Regions from separate parts of the Homo sapiens genome. Here region 2 is linked to region 1. A link is an interaction called in ENCODE POLR2A ChIA-PET data of the cell type or tissue named here. Cell type or tissue: A673. All regions are shown on one strand. Links, peaks and the distances in the headings refer to the core of each region. The heading gives the core; the rest is flanking DNA.

Region 1 (5,371 bases), core at 62-5,061:
GCCTCCCCCATTTGTAAACGCTGATTTGTTCAGATTTTGAGACAGCTCTGTGTGAGGAGTGTCGTGCCGGCCCCTCTTGGTGGTGGCTGGGCTGCTGCTGTTGCCACTTGTCTGGAAACCATTTGTGAGTCGGAGTCTTGCTCTGTAAACCAGGCTGGAGTGCAGTGGTGTGATCTCAGCTCACTGCAACCTCCGCCTCCCGGGTTCAAGCAATTCTGCCTCAGCCTCCCAAGTAGCTGGGATTACAAGCGCCTGCCAACACGTCCGGCTAATTTTTGTATTTTTAGTGGAGACAGTGTTTCACCATCTCAGCCAGTCTGGTCTTGAACTCCTGACCTCGTGAACCACCTGCCTCGGTCTCCCAAAGTGCTGGGATTACAGGCATGAGCCACCACGCCTGGCGTGTTTAAGTTCTTTTAAAGCAACTTCATATATTAAAGGGATTCGTGATATTTTCCCAAATTTGTGTTCATAACTATTTTTTATTCCCTCACATTAGCAATTTAAGTAGCAAAGATATTTAACGTAAGTTAAAATAGTTTATTATTTTGTAATTAGGAAATACTGGACTAAGTGATATAGGATATGCTTTATTTCATATTTATAAATCTTATGGATATAAGTAGGTTTTTCAGATGGTTTTTGTTTTGCTTTGGTTATTTAGGAGTACACTGTTGTCCTGTATGCCTCCCCTGTGGTTGCAAAACTTAATTGTTAAATCCTTTCTCTATTTCTCATAGGTGGTACTTTCTATTTTAACACCTCAAGGTTGAAGCAGAAGAATAAGGAGAAGGATAAGTCGAAGGGGAAGGCGCCTGAAGAGGACGAAGGTATATTCATCTGATGTTCTTCAGTCAGTAGCTGCCTCTGGATGTCTTTACATTTCTGTTTTCCTTTTAGCAAGGTGAAACCAGTCTGGAAAATGGGGAGATGGGCCGGGTGCAGTGGCTCACACTTGTAATCGAAACGCTTTGGGAGGCCCAGGTGGAAGGATCACTTGAGGCCTATACCACATAGCGAGACCCTGTCTCACTGCAAATTAAAAGGCTGGGCGTGGTGGCTCACACCTGTAATCCCAGCACTTTGGGAGGCTGAGGCAGGCGGATCACCTGCACCCTGGCCAACATGGTGAAACCCCGTCTTTACTAAAAATAGAAAATTAGCCGGGCGTGATGGCACACGCCTGTAATCCCAGCTACTCGGGAGGCTGAGGCAGGAGAATTGCTTGAACCTGGGAGGTGGAGGTTGCTGTGAGTGGAGATCATGCCATTGCACTCCAGCCTGAGCAACAAGAGCAAAACTCCATCTCAAAAAAAAAAAAATTTAAATTTAAATTTAAAAAGACCCTATCTATACAGAAAGAAAAGAAGAAAATAATTGGCCAGGCGTGGTGGTGTGCACCTGTAGTCATAGCTCAGGAGTTGGAGGAGCTTGAGCCCAGGAGTTGGAGGCTCAGCTTCAGACTCACAGCCCCAGGGGGCAGAAGGGTTGAACTCAGCTTCAGGAATGCTTTGCTTTTGGATCCTTGAGGCCTCTCGCTGGAAATCAGCGTTGTTAAGATGGACGCCCTGCTCAGCAGAGCTCATCTTTCTAGAAAGGCACCTGGCCTTGGAAGGCGAGTGAGGAACTGTCATAAGGACTTTTTCTTCCCATGTTGCTTTTCAGGAAAGCTTTCAGGATGTGGAAATGATGGTTCAGCTATTGGATGAGGGGATTATTATTGTGAATTCGAGTTTAGCAGGAGTTTGTTTCAGGAGTGACGTCCTTCTTGATTGATTTTGTGTGAGACGCTGCATTTGCCAAGGCCAGGGACAGCTTTACTCTGTGAGAGAGGAGCTCTGACTCTCCCTACTGAGCTCTCGAGGGGAGGTCATAACTGCGGGAAGGGACACCAGTGTTTCGCAGGTGGATTCAGTTTAGGCGTTTCTGGCTTTAGGCTCATCTTCAGCTTACTGTTGGTTTTACGGTAAGTGTCAATGCTTACAGCCACTCAGAACTATCTTCTAAAAGACTTCTGAATCTTCATACAAAATTGTTCTGAATTGATTTCAGGGCTCTTTCCCTGTATACTTCAACATTTCAATAAAGTGTGTCCTTTGACTTTTTTTTTTTTTTTTTTTTTTTTTTTTTTTTGCCAGAATCTCACTCTGTTGCCCCGGCTGGAGTGCAGTGGTGCGATCTCAGCTCAATGCAACCTCCCCCTCCCGGGTTCAAGCAATTCTCCTGCCTCAGCCTCCGAAGTAGCTGGGATTACAGGTGCTCACCACCACACCCTGCTAATTTTTTGTTTTTTGTTCGTTTGTTTGTTTTTGAGACGGAGTCTCGCTCTGTCGCCCAGGCTGGAGTGCAGTGGCACAATCTCGGCTCACTGCAAGCTCCACTTCCTGGGTTCATGCCATTCTCCTGCCTCAGCCTCCCTAGTAGCTGGGACTACAGGCACCCGCCACCGCACCCGGCTAATTTTTTTGTTTTATTAGAGACTGGGTTTCACCATGTTAGCCAGGATGGTCTCGATCTCCTGACCTTGTGATCTGCTCACCTTGGCCTCCCAAAGTTCTAGGATTACAGGCGTGAGCCACCGCGTCAGGCCCTCTTTTTGTATAGTAGAGATGAGGTTTTGTCTTGTTGGCCAGGCTGGTCTCAAACTCCTGACCTCAGGTGATTCACCCACCTTGGCCTCCCAAAGTGCTGAGATTACAGGTGTGAACCACCGTGCCTGGCCTTGACCTTTTTTTTTTTTTTTTTTTGAGACGGAGTCTCGCTCTGTCGCCTGGGCTGGAGTGCAGTGGTGTGATCTCAGCTCACTGCAAGCTCCGTCTCCCAGGTTCACGCCATTCTCCTGCCTTAGCCTCCCGAGTAGCTGGGACTACAGGTGCCCGCCACCATACCCGGCTCATTTTTTGTATTTTTAGTAGAGACTCGGTTTCACCGTGTTAGCCAGGATGGTCTCAATCTCCTGACCTCGTGATCTGCGTGCCTCAGCCTCCCAAAGTGCTGGGATTACAGGAGTGGGCCACCGCACCCAGCCCTGGACCTTTTTTTTTTTTAACTTTTATTTTGTATTTATTTATTTATTTTTGAAACGGAGTCTCGCTCTGTTGCCCAGACTGGAGTCCAGTGGTGCGATGTCGGCTCAGTGCAACCCCTGCCTCCTGAGTTCAAGCGATTCTCCTGCCTCAGCCTCCTGAGTAGCTGGGATTACAGGCATGCACCACCATGCCCAGCTAATTTTTGTATTTTCAGTAGATACAGGGTTTTGCCATGTTGGCCAGACTGGTCTTGAACTCCTGACCTCGTGATCTCCCCACTTCGGCCTCCCAAAGTGCTGGGATTACAGGTGTGAGCCACCACGCCCGGCTGACCTTTTTATAAAAAAAAATTTGCTGGGTAGGTGCGGTGGCTCACACCTGTAATCTGAGCACTTTGGGAGGCCAAGGTGGGATGATCACTTGAGCCCAGGAGTTTAAGACCCTCATTTCTATTATTATTATTACTATTATTATTATTATTTTTTTTTTTGAGATGGGGTCTCGCTCTGTCGCCAGGCTAGAGTGCAATGGCACGATCTCGGCTCACTGCAACCTCTGCTTCCTGGGTTCAGGCGATTCTCCTGCCTCAGCCTCTCGAGTAGCTGGGACTACAGGCGTGCGCCACCACGCCCAGCTAATTTTTTGTATTTTTAGCAGAGACAGGGTTTCACCATGTTGGCAAGGATGGTCTCAAACTCCCGATGTCAGGCGATCTGCCCATCTTGGCCTTCCAAAGTGCTGGGATTACAGGTGTGAGCCACCGTGCCCAGCCTGGAGTTTCACTCTTGTTTCCCAGGCTAGAGTGCAATGGCGTAATTTCAGATCACTGGAACCTCTGCCTCCTGGGTTCCAGTGATTCTCCTGCCTCAACCTCACGAATAGCTGGGATCACAGGCATGCAACACCAAGCCCAGCTAATTTTTGTAGTTTTGGTAGAGACCTGGTTTGGCCACGTTGGTCAGGCTAGTCTCAAACTTCTCACCTCAGGTGATCCACTCGCCTTGGTCTCCGAAAGTGCTGGGATTACAGGTGTGAGCCACCACGCCCGGCCGTTCGTTTTTTTAATAAAAGAAGAAAGTTAGATCACTTGGGGCCAGGAGTTCGAGACCAGCCTGGCTAACATGGTGAAACCCCTTGTCTACTAAAAATACCAAAAAAAAAAAAAATTAGCCAGGTGTGGTGTACGTGCTTGTAATCCCAGCTACTCCGGAGTCTGAGGCGTGAGCATCGTTTGAACCTGGTAGGCAGAGGTTGCAGGGAGCTGAGATTGTGCCATTGCACTTCAGCCTGGATAATAGAGTGAGACCTTTCTGTCTCAAACATAAAAAATTAAGAAAGAAAAGGCCGGGCGTGGTGGCTCATGCCTGTCATCCCAGCACTTTGGGAGGCCAAGGCGAGCAGATCACAAGGTCAGGAGATCGAGACCATTTTAGCTAACACGGTGAAACCCTGTCTCTACTAAAAATACAAAAAAAAAAAAAAATTAGGCGTGGTGGTGGGCACCTGTAACCCCAGCTAGTCGGGAGGCTGAGGCAGGAGAATGGCGTGAACCCAAGAGGCGAAGCTTGCAGTGAGCCGAGATCGCGCCACTGCACTCCAGCCTGGGCGACACAGCAAGACTCTGTCTCAAAAAAAAAAATTAAGAAAGAAAAAAGCGACGGCGAGACTCTTGTCTCAAAAAAAAAGAAAAAAGAAAAAAGTCGTAAGAGAAAATATATTTCCTATTTATGCAGTGGAAGCGGATCACCATAAAGAGCTTCATCCTCATGGCCTTCACCTTGAGTGGGCTGAGGAGGAGGACGAGGGGCTGGTCTTGTTGTCTTGGGTAGCAGGGGTGGAAGAAAATCCACGTGTCCGTGATCATACATAGCTCACTCCTGTGTTGCTGAAGGGTCACCTGTCATAGAAGAGGGAAGAATTGTGTGGCCTGTGCGGATTCTGCATTCAGCCTTGTGTGTTGTGTTACGGTTAACCAGGGACGTGTGCCCCACTAATAACTCTGATTCCTGGAAGGAATGGCATGGCAGCCTCCGTTGTCATGGTTCCTGGAGGGAATGGCATGGCAGCCTCCGTTGTCATGGTTCCTGGAAGGAATGGCATGGCAGCCTCCGTTGTCATGGTTCCTGGAAGGAATGGCATGGCAGCCTCCGTTGCCATGGCAAGGCAAAGCCATGGCAGCTTCCTGGTTATCACTCCTGGCATGTGGTAGGTGCTTGTCCAGTGAAATCCTAGTCGTTGCTGCATTGGCAGGTGCCCTGGCGTGAGGAAGGGCAGGCAGTCACCATGCCCTTTGCTCTCCTGGGCCCTGCATCTGCTTATGGATGAGGCTGCGTGTAGCTGAC
Region 2 (5,371 bases), core at 110-5,109, 140 kb before region 1:
GGTTACAAGCGATTCTCCTGCCATAGCCTCCTGAATAGCTGGGATTACAGGTGCCTGCTGCCGTGCCTGGCTAATTTTTGTGTTTTTTTTTTTTTTTTTTTTTTTTTTTTTTTAGTAGAGATGGGGTTTCACCATCTTGGCCAGGCTGGTCTCGAACTCCTGACCTCGTGATCCACCTGCCTCGGCCTCCGAAGTGCTGGGATTACAGGCATGAGCCACCGCGCCCAGCCCAGAGCTTCTTTTGTGCAGCATTTTCTCTTGCTCTCAATTTAATTTCTTGCTCTAAGGGAAAAGACAGCAATAAAAACACGCAGCTCTTAAAAAAAAAAAAAAAAGGGCTGGGTGCCATGGCTCACATCTGTAATCCCAACATTTTGGGAGGCTGAAGTGCTATAATTGCTTCAGCCCAGGAGCTCAAGACCAGCCTAGGCAACACAGTGAGACCAGTTTCTAAAAAAATACAAAAATTAGTCAGGTGTGGTGGTGCACGCCTGTGGTTTCAGCTACTCCAGAGGCAGGCGGGATCGCTTGAGCCAGGAGGTTGACGCCACAGTGAGTCCTGACCAAGCCACTGCACTCAAATCTAGGGGAGGAGAAAGACTCTGTTTCCAAAAATTTAAAAAATGGGCACACAGAACAAAGAGGCAGTGGGACTCTAAGAGAAGGTCTTCGTGCTCGCCTGGAGGGAACAAGGGTTGCATAGAGACTTGGGAGTCAACCAAGATGTAAGCAGCAGACTGAGAGACCCCCCACTGGCACCCATTCCTCCACAGCAAGCCCACAGCTGCCCTACAATGATCACATCACTACCAAGCTCTGGCCTGACAATCTACCCTAGAAAGGACCAACCACACCAGATCACAGCATAAGCACCCCAAACCCAAGAAGTTTTCCCAAGAGAGAATATGAAACAATAATCTTCAAAGGGCTGGTCTCCAAACAAAAGGCAGTGCAGCGACCTACACCTAGGTACGCCCGAGAAATGCCCACACGTCTCCACGACACTCGCAGGTCTGTGTTCACAGCAGCGCTGCAAAGGGCCAAACAGAGACCATTCAGGTGTCCATCAGCTGATGGGTGCATGACCCGCATGACCCTGCCACAGGGAGGGCTGTGCTCTGATGCCTGCTGCAGCAAGGGTGCGCCTCCACGGCACCAAGCTCTGCCGCAGCATGGGTGCGCCGCAACAGCACAAAGCTCTGCCGTATCAGACACAAAGGCCCACAGATTGTCCTTCACATGAACGTCTGGAATAGGCAGATAAATCCACAGACAGAAAACAAGACTAGTGGTTGCCAGGGTGGAAAGAGGATCCTGGAAAGGGAGGGGGTGCGGTCACAGAAGGACAACCAGGGGGGTCCTTGTGGTGACGCAAGGGTTTTAAGGTCCCGACTGTGGGACACAGGCATCTGCATCTGTGATCAACTGTACAGAACTCAATACCCTTTCCAAGTAAGGGTGAAACAGCTGTCTAAGACCAGAGGGTTTCATCAATGCCGATATACACCCTAGGGGTGATACTGTTCAGTGTGCAAAATGCCACCACTGGGGAAGCTTGGCAATGTGTACAAGGGACTGCTCCCTGTTCTTTCTTACATCTCATGTCATCTATGGTTATCTCAGAAGAAAACAAACAAAAACCAAACACGGGGGGCCCAGCCCACCTCAAACCCCAGCTGCAGGATGGAAGCTCAGAGAGGCTGGGGGCCTGGCCCCTTCAGGAAGAGCCAGGCCAAGACCATCCAGTAACGAGAACGCAAACCTTCTGGCTTCAGAGCTCTCACTGAGGAAGAATCTCAGGCATGGCAGGAAGAAGACACACTGCTGTTCAACTGGAAAAGGATCAGACTCAGTAAAATGCTCTTTGCATTCTTCCCCACGCCCCTCCCTGCCCTGGAGCTGGGGTGGAGCTGCTTCTTCTCAGGACTCAGGCGAGGGGAGCCCATGTCCAGGGGTGGCCAGCCTGCACTTTAGTGTGGGCCTGTGCCCAACTATGTGGCAGCTCTGAGGATGAGAAGATGTTTCTGGAAGGAGCTGTGAGCCACAGTGCAGTCCAGAAGGGGAGACAGGCGTGCCCGGTACCTGCCCCAGCCACACCCTGGGCCCAGTTAGGATCCTACAGGATCCTGAGCCCTCCTGCCGTTATCCAGGGCAAAGATGGCAAATGGCTCCTGCAAGATGACACCCAGGGCCTTGAGGCAAATTCCCCCAACCAAGCAAAGAGAAGACCAGAGGCTGGAGCACACCTCCTGCTGATGGAAACAGCCCAGCAGCGACCACAGGGCCTTCCAGGCAGCTCAGCGTCACCGCACACATTTGACAAATGACCGACTGAAGCCTAGGACGCCCAGGTGAGCTCAGCATCCTCCCCTGACCTGCACCCACCTGGCCTTGTTCCTCCACGGCAGGACCCGAGAGCAGAAGGGAGCTTTCATCACGGTGACTGCTGTGCTGGGAAAGGTTTCCATGATGCTGGTCAGAGGCAGCCGAAGATGGCAGCAACCTCCCTGCTGATGTCAGCCCCAGACGACCCCCAGGCCGGCTCCTGAGTGCTCAGTACAGCAGCCTCTCAAAAGGCCAAGCCTCCATTCACCCCACGGCACTCAACACACCCAAGAACAGAACCCTGCAGGCGCCACGAGACGCCCAAGAACCAAGCCCTGCGGACACCACGAGACAACCCTAGGGCTCCGTCCCTTGCTTGAGCTCTCCTAGTTGAGAAAAATGTGTTTGGCAATGTTATAGCTGCCCCGTCTCATGACGAAGGGGACTTGTTCAGGTGAGAAACGTTCAACTGCGCGCTCGCTTACTGAAAACCGCCGAGGGGGAAGACGGGACGAGCGTCTTGACTTTCAGGGTGCACGTAAGTGGCTGGTCCCACCAAGGAAGTGCCAGAAAAAGATGCAACGACTCTCACTACCTCCCAACACTTTCGCAAATACTCACTGAAGAAAGGCCACCTACACAGAGAGGCAGGTTCAGCATGACACCACTAGGCAATTCTCACAGAACAGAAACAAATAAAGAATAAGAAAGAGATGACAGACAAGCACCGCCAGTGTCCATTCTACCATTTGGTGTCGTTTTATGTCATTTAAATCAAGTCATTCCCTGCACAGACAGGTGTCCAGCTGCTCGGTGCATGGAGGCCAGAGCCACAGAAGGGGCCGCTGACGCCAGCAGCTTCTCTCTGGTGCCCAGGCTATGTGGTCTGTAGTCTGTGCACCACCCACAGATGAGTTCTCTCAAGGACCAGCTCAGATTCCGCCATGCTGCAGGAAGGTCCAGGCAGGCGCCGCTCCCCACATTCAAGGGTGCTGTGCACTCCCTGCCCACATGACGACACCCAAGGAGGGGTGTGGAGGGCGATGCAGACTCCCCCCTGCACCCCCTCAGGATGACTAGATGGATATGAGAGGTGGTCTCGGGTGTGGAGGGCGATGCGGACTCCCTCCTGCACCCCCTCAGGATGACGGAGAGGAGAGGTGGTCTCCATCAAGGCCACGCCCTCTGCCCAGGCCAGCAATGTCCATCATGTTCCTGAGCAAACCGAGCTCTTCCACAGGAGGAAAGGGAGGTAGACCTGGTGACCGTGTGACTCCACTGGCATCAAGAGGAACTCTACTGACTGGCCTGTTACAGAACAGGAGGCTGCTCCATAGAAATCAGCTGGAAGAAAGAACCCACAGAGGCTCTAAAGATGGGACCGGTTTGTCACGGGCCAAGAACATGGTGAAGCCAGGACTGAGCACTCACACTGAAACCAGTGGGTCCCCAGGTGGACTGAGGAACCACAAGGACCACCACGGCGGGCACCCGGCCCTCGCATGCACACACGGGCAACTTTACAACCTGGCCTGGGAAGAAGGACCGGCGCCCACTCCCAGGAGGAAAAGCAGCGGCAGCGCACGGCAAGATGGATCCTGACACTCAGAGCTGGGGAAAGAGCCACACGTCCTCCTGCAGCCCGAGCCTCTCACTGAGATTAAGAGGGGCTCTGGGGCAGGCGGAGGCGGCGGCAGCGCCCAGCGACGGATGCGGCCACCACTGCAGGGCCTGCCGCCGGTGTGGAGAGCCCGAGTCACGGAGCCCCATGCTGCCCCTCACAGCACGGACGGGGTCGACAAGGCAGTGGCAGGCGGAGTGAGAGGCGGCTCAGGGCACCAGCTGCCCACTGAGTCACTGTGAGAAGAGCGAAGGCCAAGGCTTGGGAAGGTTTCCAGCTGACAGAGACGCCACTGAAACATGAGCTGATAAAACAAGATGATGTTGGAGATTTACTAAAATACTAACATTAAGATATTAATACTAAAAATTAAAATACTGAAATTAAAAAATGTTTAAAGAAAGAAAAAAATTTTTTTGAAAACATGAACAAGTGCAAGGAGGAGATGGATCAACCCGAGCTGGTCAAATGCTAGTAAACGCTGAGCCCGGGGACCCAGGACACTGTTCTCTCAGATTTTGTGACTGAAGATATTCCCCACGCAAAGTTAAACAAATGTTGAGAGTCAGAAAGCCACCCTGTGGCAGGGACTCACTGAAAGTTACTTCCTACAGCTCCTGCACCACCCGTTCATCAGTGGTCCCCGTTTACGGACCCCGGAAGCTCCCGGGTGACCCAGTCCACCTCAGAGAGTATCACCCACAGAATGCAAGCTGACTGGTGTGTGCCTGCCTACCTACATACACCCCGAGGAAGGCACAGCACCCACAGTACGTGCGTTCACTGCAAGGAAAGAATCTTCCAGTCACCGTTCCTCTGTCCCCATTGTCGCTGTCATAAAGAACTCTTCTCCCGCTGCATATCACCGGGGTTCAAATAAAGCCCTTCTGAGGGATGCCCTGTGGGAATGACAGAAGCAATGGAAAAGGCCTTCACAGATCATCCAATGCAACTGGAAAACTAAGACGTTTACCCAAGATTGTGAAGCAATTTAATAGCTGAACTTGAACAAAAACACCTATTTCCAAAATTATCCCCAGATAAGTGGTAAGGCTGTGGTAAGCGGCAGCATCCAACACAGCAACACCGGACCCCTGGCTAGAATAACCCACACAGTGATACAGATGCGCAGGAAGCTCAATTCCAAAACACACGCCTTCCACCGGGGGCAACCCCAACAGGGAGCCAGGCCACCCTCTCCAGCCACGCCAGCACCGCCGTCCACCCAGCTGCTCCTTCGAGCCGTGCACGGCCTGAGTCACAGGAAAAGCCCAGTTCTGCTGAGTGGACGGCTGCAAGGGGAGGCTAAATATGGCTCATAGCAGTACCAGACACCAGCGATTCGAGAGAAAACATCGGCATGTGACTGAGGCTGACGTCGGAAGTTCACATTCCCACGAGCTGCTTTACTTCACGAAATGAAAA

What was found. ChIA-PET counts read pairs that join two places held together with the same protein. Peaks named below come from ENCODE experiments on the same cell type or tissue, not always from the same donor. Only the 100,000 strongest peaks of a DNase experiment are listed, where the experiment ranks them.
Region 2: POLR2A ChIA-PET joins it to region 1 with 21 read pairs; 13 of 35 experiments call an interaction of 5 or more read pairs at or near these places.

What each region holds. Positions count from the first base shown.
Region 1 is chr16:89,512,208-89,517,578 of GRCh38, forward strand. SPG7 (SPG7 matrix AAA peptidase subunit, paraplegin) reads left to right here. Exons shown (of 17, transcript NM_003119.4): 3 at 741-830. Among named protein-coding and RNA genes, the nearest start is that of SPG7, 6.5 kb to the left of the region's middle. In A673, for the core only: no CTCF peak of the experiment used is centred there; no DNase peak of the experiment used is centred there.
Region 2 is chr16:89,368,290-89,373,660 of GRCh38, forward strand. All of the region lies in intron 2 of ANKRD11 (ankyrin repeat domain containing 11), which reads right to left. All of the region lies in intron 1 of LOC128462377, which reads right to left. Among named protein-coding and RNA genes, the nearest start is that of ANKRD11, 120 kb to the right of the region's middle. RefSeq lists enhancers at 616-1,603, 1,604-2,591. In A673, for the core only: no CTCF peak of the experiment used is centred there; no DNase peak of the experiment used is centred there; H3K27ac peaks cover 773 bases.